Regions from separate parts of the Homo sapiens genome. Here region 2 is linked to region 1. Evidence: chromatin loops called from intact Hi-C (ENCODE). Cell type or tissue: ascending aorta. All regions are shown on one strand. Links, peaks and the distances in the headings refer to the core of each region. The heading gives the core; the rest is flanking DNA. Region 1 overlaps ST7 (suppression of tumorigenicity 7). Region 2 overlaps ST7 (suppression of tumorigenicity 7).

Region 1 (5,390 bases), core at 250-5,249:
AAAAAATTTTTAAAAATCATCTTATTCTCCCTTCAGGAATTATATCAGTCAAAAGAAATAAACATTTTCTCCTGTGTTTTTGTCTTAAAATTTACTAGCCCTTGCTAATGAAAACCTTCCCTAATTCATATTATGAATAGACACTTTCCTAAAGCTATGAAAATTCTAATTTGCCTAATTACTTTGCTAAACTAAATTCCAACATAACTTCTGCGACATCTCTATAACCATATTCCAGGTAAGCTTCAAAATGTTTTCAATGTATAGTATATATTGAAAAGAATAACTGTTAATACAAAAACTCTAAAAACTACACATTTTTGTACATTATCCCAAATCTAGTGCTAAAATATTTATAAAACAGAAAAATCAAAACATTTGAAGATAGTATTAAAAAATGGACGCACTACATAGACTGTTACAATGACCCCTAAATGAACCAGCAAAAACATTTGCTGCTGTCTTTGCTCTCTGAACCAGACCCATTTGTTTCCCAAGCTGTCAAAATGCTTACCGATTGTATTCAGCACCCCTAAATAAATTTAGTGGATTTCGCCATACTTTGCATTCTGCAACAAAGAGAAATATGAAAATGTTACGCGTAAGTTCAGTGACACTACAAGCTAATTAATTCAGCAAAACACCCTTCCTGCCATTTGATAAGATAATTCTATTCACTACCCTTTACATGGGAAGCAATGTGGAAAAACTCTGGGTGGTTAATCACAAAATGTGGCTCAGGCTCCGGGACTTTGGAAAGTTTTGCCTAATCTCTCTGGGCCTGAGTTTCCTCACTTGCCAAATCAAGATGCATGCCAAAATCAGCTAGTTCATAACTCCTAAAATTATTTCAAGAGGTCCAAACTGATTCTATGAATTTACTTCTAAAACCTTATAGATAAAAGTATAGGCAGAAGTAAAACTATTTTCTGTCAGTCTAAAACATACCTCATAATAACGTTGTACATGACAAGACAAACTATAGAGTATAATATGCAAACAGCCTTATAGTCTTAATTTGGGTTCATGCTAACAGTGATTTTATGATAATTTACCAGTTTGCTTTTGCCTTACAGGAAAGGAATAAGAAAATTAATAAGATTACCATATTGTAGGAAGAAATGCAATTAAAAGAAATTGTCTCAAAGCATTTTAATATCATTTACTTGCACAGATACATATACTAATCATCATACTAATATCATCATGTTAGCACATCCTAATAGGTCATACCTCTTTATTATACCAGGACCACAGAAATTTAGAACAAAAGGACTTTAACTTAGAAAAGCCAAGCATTAACTTTAAGACTGTGTTATAATGGTAAGCATATGACTAATAAACTACAATTCTTTTAAAACAGTCTATGATTAAGACTTTCTACTGATTCAGAATACTAGATTTTGGATGAATAAGATTTTATTATAAAAAAATCAGTTAATAGTATTCAAAACATCTATGTGCGTGTGCAACCAGCAAAAACCACATCCAACAACATATGTACAAAAAAGTGAGCAATTATTGCAGAAATCCAAAGGACATTGAAGGCCACGTGGTGATTCATTAGGATCCTACCCTCAGTCCTGTACATTCAACATCCATCCATCCACTGAGCATTAATTTGAGCACCCACTGGAGGAAATAAGTAAACCATCAATTTCAACACAGTGTGATAATGGAGAACACAAAGCACTCTGGGAACATGTGTGTAATCTCAACAAATATTTGTTAAAATAGTAAAGGATATACACATAACAGGAATACGTGTTTTCATTTAAAGAAGATGTACTTATTTCTAAATTAGGGCAGGATCCCACTTAAAATTTACACAATATTTATAAATAATGGCCCTAAATTTTTTGTCACTTAGCTTAACTTGCCATTTAGAAAATGATCTTTGTCCACTTAATTTAGCATCTCTGAATTTTGTTCTTGTGAAACTGAGATTTGATGGCTGTCACTTCATATGGCATTAACTACAAAATTATGCTTCCTGTAATTATTTTTTCTCCCCTTAGAGGAATCACTAACACCTTGACTCCAGATCATGGCTTGAAACACACTGGTGAGCTCAATAACCATAATCCCTGCTCTTATGGCTATTATAACTACCTGGACCTCACCACTGCCAACCCCTGCTCAGAGAATCTCTTTTAAGATTCAAAGTGCTCTTCTTAAAGCTTCATGAATATTGCAAGATCTGTATCTAGCACAAAATAAACATGAATATAGATTTATGGATAAGGATCCTCGTGGTAGAATTATTTACTATAAAACAAGGACATTTGGGGAGATGCTTCTCCTCCACAGAATCTCATCTGAAATATTAGTAAAAAGGCTAGGGCAAATATTTTGTCTCCAACAAATACATCATCATACTACCTGGAAGGATAAACACTGTTTAAACATCAATTGACAAATCACAAAGAAAACTGTTTTCAATTAAAATTTCGACTCTATTATATATCAGATGCAATTGAAATTATTTCTAAACAAAAAATAACTCCAAAGATAAATCATGTATATACCTAAAGTATTCACTGAGCAGTATCTAAAGATGCTCTTTATTTAAGAAGTGTCACAATACAGCCAGCAGGGGGTGCAGCAAACATTGTGAAATATTGCTTTTATGACTTCCATTAGAGAACTGAGCTTAAAAAGAAATCTGTGTTAACATTGGTGTCATATATGTGTGCTGCATTCAGTTTAACTATCCCTAAAACTTAGAAAAAAGGATCTAAGTAATTGTAACAGATGTAAACTGTTCTAAGTGAGAATAAAACATGTAATGAAGAAGTATCTAAGAAATGTCTTCATTAGTTATGCCCTTTAAATTGAAGGTGCAAGACAGGTATATTTTTATTTTAAGAAACAAGCAACCTAGAGGTCACACATGAGCACATGTCAAAGTTGTGCTTTAAAATTAGGCCACAGCTATGTTAATTTCTTCTTTGTCCCTCTGTTCCATAATCTTATCTTGTCTGCAAAAACTCAATCTAGAATCACTCTAGGTAACATACCTCATAAATATCAGGCTATGTGATGGTTTAGTGATAGAGACAAAGGATGTAAATGCCAAGCATATTAGAATATGAAGATTTAAGTCAGGAAGTACTTAGATCTCTAGAGGGTAAGAGTTTCTTATGTGTTCCTTTAAGGAATAAATTCCTTATTTCAAATCAGATTTAAAATTTTACCTCCAAAAAGGAATTTTCCATTCTCCATTAACATCAACAATTTTAATGCCCTCAAGATGCACTAGAAGTTGATTGGGACTTCATCATGAACTTGCTAATATCAATAATAATATAGTTAAAAATATACCCTTGATACAACAAACATGCTCTCTATAGTTCCATATGCAGCAATTCACAGTGCAGTCTCTACTCACAAGTGCTGACAGAAATGTTCCATCCTTAGCACACATGCAAGAATGAAATTCAAGAAAAAGGGCAGCAGCAAATATTGAATAGCACTTGCTTAGTTCCCAAAGTCTGCGGAAGAGATTCCCTACTTTGTCATAATGAGATCATTACAAGCTTCTTTGTGAGAGACAAAGAACCTAAAGAATAATGTTTACTATCTACAGCTAAGTACTTCTAAAAGCAAGCTCTAATCCTTTTTTTTCAGCCCTCCCTCTCACTATTCCCTACTAAAACCTTCCATCACAATCATACTTATTTATTTCATGTCTTTTCATACTCTTCTACTCTTCTGCAATGCCCACCCCATCACTCATAAGACTGTGTGGTTTAAACATGTATTGAGTGGGTAATTATGCATTAATCTCTCAATTAGGCCATGGGTTACAAAAAAAGATAATAGCTTATGTCTTAGAGGAACATTTAGCCTTGGCAGAAAAGTGAAAAGGGTATTGAACTAACTGGCACCCACCTGAAGAAGCTCTACAGAGGGAATAAATATTCTGAGAGAACCACAGACTTTTCCCTTTGTCACAATACTCAAGAGAAGAGAACTCAATTCTCATAAAACAAACAAAAAAAAGGCTCTATAGTCACAGAGCTTTTAATCACACAGAAAGAAAATATTATTCTACACCCAATTTAACTCTGAAAACTTTTTTCTAAAATTAAAAAAAAGATAGAAAATCCCTAGTCATGGGGACTTCAAAAATTATAAATTGCTAATTCAAGGCCCAGAAGGGTTTCTTATACTAAAAAGTTACCACATCTTCCCAGAATCTAAAGTATGGATAAGCATGACAATGTTATTACAAACAGTAGTAGCAGCAACTTTTGTTGTTGCTATGAGCTTGATTTTCATGGATCCTTTCTGTAAAGGGGCTTAAAGCTCGATTTATCTACATTCCTTACATACATTAGTTAGGGGTATATATTACACCCTTTTTACATAAGTAAAAAGTACAGAAAAGCTAATTTCCCTAAGGTCTATGGTAAATGAGATTAAGGCCTGGTGTCCAGACTGCCCGACTCTTATCCATTACATGCAACAAACCTGTTAAACCCTGCAACATCATATTTTGGAAATATTGTGAATCCATCAGTTAGATTTTTCACTAAAGAAACAATTTTTAAAAACTCCCCTGGAAAAACATTAGGAACTTTTTAACACTTTTAAACACTTTAGTTTCAAAGTACAACAGAAAAGGGTGCTAGCTAAAGTTTCATTGGCTTGTATTATAAAATTAACCCCAAGCCAGTCAATTTCTGACAAGTGATTGTGCATATGTTTATTAGCTTTGATATCTCAGAAATGAATACCCAATTCTCTACATTATTCAGATCAATTTAAAGCAATCATTATTAGTAAAAATATCCATATTCTTAAATAATTAAGCTTTAACTGTTTCATAACTTCAAAATGTTATTTTGAAACAATGATTAGAAGTAAAGGCACAAAAATATGTAGGTAGCTTTCAATTCAACAAATATGTTACTATCTCAAATTCTTTATGAAATAACAAAAGATATAAGTAAATGTGAATTTTAAGACCATTATTTTGGCCTCCTATTCAAGATAATGTACCACTTTCTTCAAGAATACTGTCGAGATGGTTAAATCTGTAACAGCATCTGTCATGCACTTCTCATTGGTCATTTTTCACCTAAGTCAACCAACCCTACCAAATAATGTGGAAATTATGAAATAACTTTACTAAGTAAGTGTTCACTAGCTACTAAAACTATTTTAGGTATTATCATCATTTAACTGGAGACCTAATTTGTACTAGAGCACAAATTTTAGTGTCAAAGGATTTTAAAAAGATGTGAAAAACACTGGCTAAGATAATCACTTTCAACACATCCATTAGATTTTGGTGAGTTTACCCTCATTAAGACTATTAGAGAGCAGCCCGAAAGGTCCTTGACATGTAGCATTTTGCAGTTTTGCTGAGGGATATATTTGAA
Region 2 (5,390 bases), core at 205-5,204, 54 kb after region 1:
AATGTAACAATGTGTAAGAAACCAGGAAGTTGGGAGGGGCAAAGAAGCAAACATGGTGAATGAGGGGATCTCTTGGCATATGGTGCAGGGATCTGGTTTCAGTTCTTTGGTACTTTGTGTGAGAGGCCTAAAGGTAGTTTCCTGAGGAAGGAACTCAAGAGAAATCAAATATAAGTTTCAACTTTTTTAATGCCAGAAGGGTCAATTTCTATGTTTATCAAAAAGAACAGTCTATGGGGCAATTGGGCTGGTTTCAAAATGAGATATCTTGAAATTCTCTTATTTTTGAGAAAGATCAGGATAAATTATTGACTTATGGGAATCCCCTGCAATTTACGAAGCAACTGTTCTAGAAAACTCTAAAGGCAGGGAGATGACAGGATGTATGTTCTTCTCCAGCTCTCTTTTTTCACACTGGTTCAGGCCTCACACAGACAGGCCTGGAAGCAGGAAAAAGTACAATGTGGAGGAGAGCAAACAAACACATCTTTCCATCTCTCACTTCTTCCTGACATCCAGAGGAGTGGATGGCAGGGAAACAATGGGCTGTGCTGAGAGGCTGAACTTCTCAGTCTTCCAATTAGTCCAAATATCTTAATTTGGGAGCAAAGAAACGTGTAGCCACTACATTATCTCGCTCTACCTCCCATTCTAATCCTTCTCTACCTACCTCCACTCCTTTATTTCTGTAGGTACAACTTCTACCATGAAACAAAATAAAAATTGTCACTATGTTAATTGAGTTCAATGGCATATAATATATATTCAAAATAAGAAAAAATAAACCTTTGAACTATGAGTGCTTATGAACTTAAGTAACATTAAGGATACTGGCCATTAGTATAAATTTTCATGAATAGGATATATTTTAATAGATTTGCAATATGTTTTAGAGTAATTATTTTCATCTTTATTCCTCACAAAAATCCTTAGGAAGGAATAAAAATTATCCTCACCATATTAGCATACCACTGGTATCACCTTTATCAACAAAAGAAAGTTTTTAAATATTCAGTTACTTGGATTTAAGCTAGAAAGAATGAACAGCACCCAAAACTACTAAATTCACCCACTAACCCAAATTGTGATAGCATCACATAGTTCAGCTGCAATACTAATTAATTTGAAATTATTCTATGAGATTATACATCTGTACCAAAAAGAATACAAATACAAAAAGGGCACTATTCACCATAGCACCACTGCTTACTGGCCAACAAACCTGTCAACTAACTACAACTCAATGTCTTAGGAGAAGCCAATCACATCTAATTTTGCAGGGGTTCTAAATAGAACACCATTGTTTATGTTGTGGAGTGCTGGTTTCCTTAACTTTACCTGACAGAACTACAAAGATTTAGGAGGTTTAATCTCTCAAAATCTTATTAAAACAAATCCTATTACTCTGCCTCATTATTTGAAGTCACAGTGTATCTAATGACTTTTCTTTTACATGTACTAATCAGGCCTGGCCACCCACAGATATTTGTAAATTGCATTATCTTCTGTCTAACTAGCTCACAGTGTGTGGGGTGAGGGGGGTCGCCATAAACAGTTTCGGTGTGATTTACTTTTCCTAACTGCCAAAGCACTCTCTATGAGGGGGAAAAGATCCGCTATCTAAACAAGATAGTAGCTTGTTTTTGTTTTTCGTTTTTGAGACAGGGTCTCACTCTATTGCCCATGTTGGAGTGCAGTGGCACAATCTCAGCTTACTGCAACCTCCGCCTCCTGGGTTCAAGCGATTCTCCTGCCTCAACCTCCAAAGTAGGTGGGAGTACAGGTGTGCGCCACCACACCTGGCTAATTTTTGTATTTTTAGTAGAGACAGGGTTTCACCATGTTGGCCAGGCTGGTCTCGAACTCCTGGCCTCAAGTGATCCACCCGCCTTGGCCTCCCAACGTGCTGGGATTACAGGTGTGAGCTACCATGCCCAGCCTAGATTAACTGTATCTAGGAAATCATATAACAATATCTAGTTTCTATATTGTTAGAGCACAAACATATAGAACAACCAGTTTAAAGTGACTAGTGTAATTTTTTTCTTAATTTCAAAAGGATTGAGGTCAAAAATCCAATTCCATGATCTGCTAACAATTTTAACTATTATTTTTTCCACAGTGCTTAAAACAATACTTCAAGAAATGTTCAACATTCCACGAGAACAATATCCACGTGAGATGAAAAGAAAAGTCTAAGTTAGTTCCTGATTCCTGGAAGCTGGGAAAGTATGTATTTTATTTGTGTATTTGCTTAACAAACATTTATAGGGCTAATTATAGGCCAGATACTTTTCCACAGATTTCTAAAATATTATTATTAATTCTCATAACTACCCTCTGAGGTATGTACTACTACTGTCCCCCTTTTACAGATGGGGTAACAGGTATAGAGAAGTTAAGGACTTGAGTCATACGAGTAGTGGCAGTAGAAGAAAGAGTTAAACCCGGGTAGTTGGGATCCAAAGTTTGTGGCCCTAACCACTCACACTGCCCTCCACAACAAGCTGCCTCTTTTCAGGAGTACCAGAGACATGTTACCACTTTAGGCAGTTATTATTCAATAATTGTGGACCTTCCTCAGGATAGATGGATGAAAACAAAAGGCAAACAAAGTATATCTGTCCCTATAAAGTATGCCTAAGGTGTTTGTGTCATTCATCTGAACAGAGTTCTACACTACCATGTCCCAAAGTTCCTTTCACTAACATATTATGTAATATACTATGATTTGAATTTTCCTTAATATACCATGAATGGTTTTTTATTTCTAAATCTATCTCATTCATTTAATACTCCACAGTACTAGATTGTGTAGAGGCCTACAGATGTGGTTAAATAGTCTATTGATTTCTTCAGTTGTTATTATTCAGTTGTTATTACTGATTTTATTCTGCCTTTTTTACAGGTCTCATTCCAGTAACTACTTAATACCCCCTGTCAGTCTCCTTCAAAGGCTGAAGCCAGCCTCTGACTGAAGCGCAGCCGCAATGTTTCCTGTCTGGTGCCAGCACAGCTTGCCTGGACTTCTGAAAATTGCAAGCGCTTGCTCCTTGCTAGTCACCACACTCCCCCTTTCTTAGTTGCAGACTCCCTCTTGCTGTGGTTTACCAGGTGCCCTTATTGCCCCTCATGCTTGTGTGCCACTTTGGACTTAATCTGGCACACTTAACTCCCTTCATCTACGCCTGAAGCTGGACAAGCTGAAGTGACTGCGTCACTTTCTCAATTCTGGCTCCTGCCCACCGACCTTGCTCTGCTAGGAGGAATTAGCTCTGCCTGGCCAGAACCCAAGAAGTGACAAATCAAACTCGCTCAATAGGTGGTAATTAAACTTCTGGCTCTAAAGCCCAGAATAGGTTGTCAATGGGATTTCACAGTGGCTCCCTGACACTAAGCAAGGATGTATTTCTACATCTAGTTTTAAATCTTAAACTCTAATAGGATTCTCAGAAAAGACAGTAAAGACTAAGGCCAAAAAAAGTTGTTTAAAGGGGAAAATGACAGTAAGTACAAAAGATAATCTGGGGAAGACCTGGCAATTCTGAAATCAAAACATCTGTTACTAAGTGGATCATGACTGCTTAGTTTCTAGGTGAGCTGAATAAAAATACTAACTGAACAATGATGTAGGTCGTTGTCAAATCTAATCAATTTCTTGTTTGTTTGTTTGTTTTTTTCCATCAGTCTAGAATCTTTAAGTAAGCCATTCAGAAGATGTGATACTATAGAATGATACCAACTGAGGAATAGAGTGGAGAGGAAGGGCTGAAGATGACTTCAGAAAAAGGCCTGAGGCGTGACAAATGTTGATCTCACTCACTGATCTATGCTGTATTTCTTTTAAGAATGTATTAATATAAATGTCCTTTTCTTCCCACATCCAATCCCTATTACTACACCAAATACTTGTTCCTCTAGGAAATGTGAAGTTGAAAAAAATTTCCCCCATTAAATGAGAATTATTCTGCTTATGACATTAGGATATATGCTCTCGCTTTAAAAATAGGAGGCTGTTGAATTCATCATTTGAGTATATTAAATAGACTGTGGAAGAGTATTATCCTCCTGGAAACCTCTTATCCCTCACTCTTATACCACGAGGGATTGCCAGTTAGGTCTAATGACCAATAATATCCACAGCCATAGGTAATCAGAAGAGTTTCTGGTTTCTCTAAAGTGGAAAATAAATTGCTGCCAAGGCAAACCAAATAGCATAGAGTTTTGTATGATCTGCCTCTAATGCTTCTCTGTGTAAACATGCTAACTAATGACATCTGGAGAACAAGCTATGTCATGCAGCTTCCTCAGTGATAACTTTTTAAACACCTGGTTAGAGATCTTTATCCAAGGGTGTAACTGAGTTACCGCACTCCTCAGCCCTAAGCCACCTTGTCAGTTTACCCCAGTGTGCCATACAAATATTACTTTCTATACATGCCATGATATGGAAAAGGTTCGGAAGGCCTGAATTAATATTTATCAAATATCTTACTTTGGCAAAGCCCATATTTTCATATGGTGTCTTTGAAGAATAAAAACATGTTTGAGCTGGAAAGATCCCAGATAACTTTTTCCCAAATGGGACTCCTTCAAGTGTAAGTTCCATAGAATATTAAATGTTAAATTAATTGGGAGAAGGAATTTGAGAAATACTGGGTTAAAGTTTAAAAGTTTTTTTTTTTAAGTGCAGGATGTCTAAGACATTTGGATATGCTGAATGCAGTGTCATTCTCTAGCAGGAGGGTGTAATACAAATTAGTATTTATTTAAAGATGGAGCTTTTAGAATATAGTTTGTTTTGTTTTTGTTTTTGTTTTTGTTTTGAGACGGAGTCTCGCTCTGTCGCCCAGGCTGGATGGAGTCCAGTGGCGCGATCTCGGCTCACTGCAAGCTCCGCCTCCCGGGTTCACGCCATTCTCCTGTCTCAGCCTCCCGAGTAGCTGGGACTACAGGCGCCCGCCACCACGCCCGGCTAATTTTTTGTGTTTTTAGTAGAGAGGGCGTTTCACCGTGTTAACCAAGATGGTCTCGATCTCCTGACCTCATGATCCACCCGCCTTGGCCTCCCAAAGTGCCGGGATTACAGGCTGGAATATAGTTTTTTAGATGGTGGTGAAATGCACAAAAAATGCACATAACATAAAATTTACCATCTTAATCATTTCTAAGTGTACAATTTACTACTGTTAAACATGCTCACATTGGCCGGGCGCGGTGGCTCACGCCTATAATCCCAGCACTTTGGGAGGCCGAGGCGGGCGGATCACAAGGTCAAGAGATTGAGACCTTCCTGGCTAACACCGTGAAACCCCGTCTCTACTAAAAATACAAAAAGAAATTAGCAGGGCATGGTGGCGGGCGCCTGTAGTCCCAGCTACTCCGGACGC

The links. Hi-C counts contacts between places; a loop is a spot of excess contacts. Peaks named below come from ENCODE experiments on the same cell type or tissue, not always from the same donor. Only the 100,000 strongest peaks of a DNase experiment are listed, where the experiment ranks them.
Region 2: a loop joins it to region 1, with 2.0 times the contacts of the local background. A loop is called at or near these places in 4 of 110 quality-filtered maps.

The regions. Positions count from the first base shown.
Region 1 is chr7:117,124,972-117,130,361 of GRCh38, reverse strand. It overlaps ST7 (suppression of tumorigenicity 7), which reads right to left. Exons shown (of 16, transcript NM_001369598.1): 4 at 515-569. The region is part of intron 2 of ST7-AS2 (ST7 antisense RNA 2); the gene reads left to right. Among named protein-coding and RNA genes, the nearest start is that of ST7-AS2, 18 kb to the left of the region's middle. In ascending aorta, for the core only: a CTCF peak has its summit at 2,574 (motif pointing right); DNase peaks (open chromatin) are centred at 769 and 2,601; H3K27ac peaks cover 645 bases.
Region 2 is chr7:117,070,659-117,076,048 of GRCh38, reverse strand. All of the region lies in intron 1 of ST7 (suppression of tumorigenicity 7), which reads right to left. It also overlaps a transcript of ST7-AS2 not described here. Among named protein-coding and RNA genes, the nearest start is that of MIR6132, 53 kb to the right of the region's middle. In ascending aorta, for the core only: no CTCF peak of the experiment used is centred there; a DNase peak (open chromatin) is centred at 3,258; H3K4me3 peaks cover 705 bases; H3K27ac peaks cover 1,518 bases.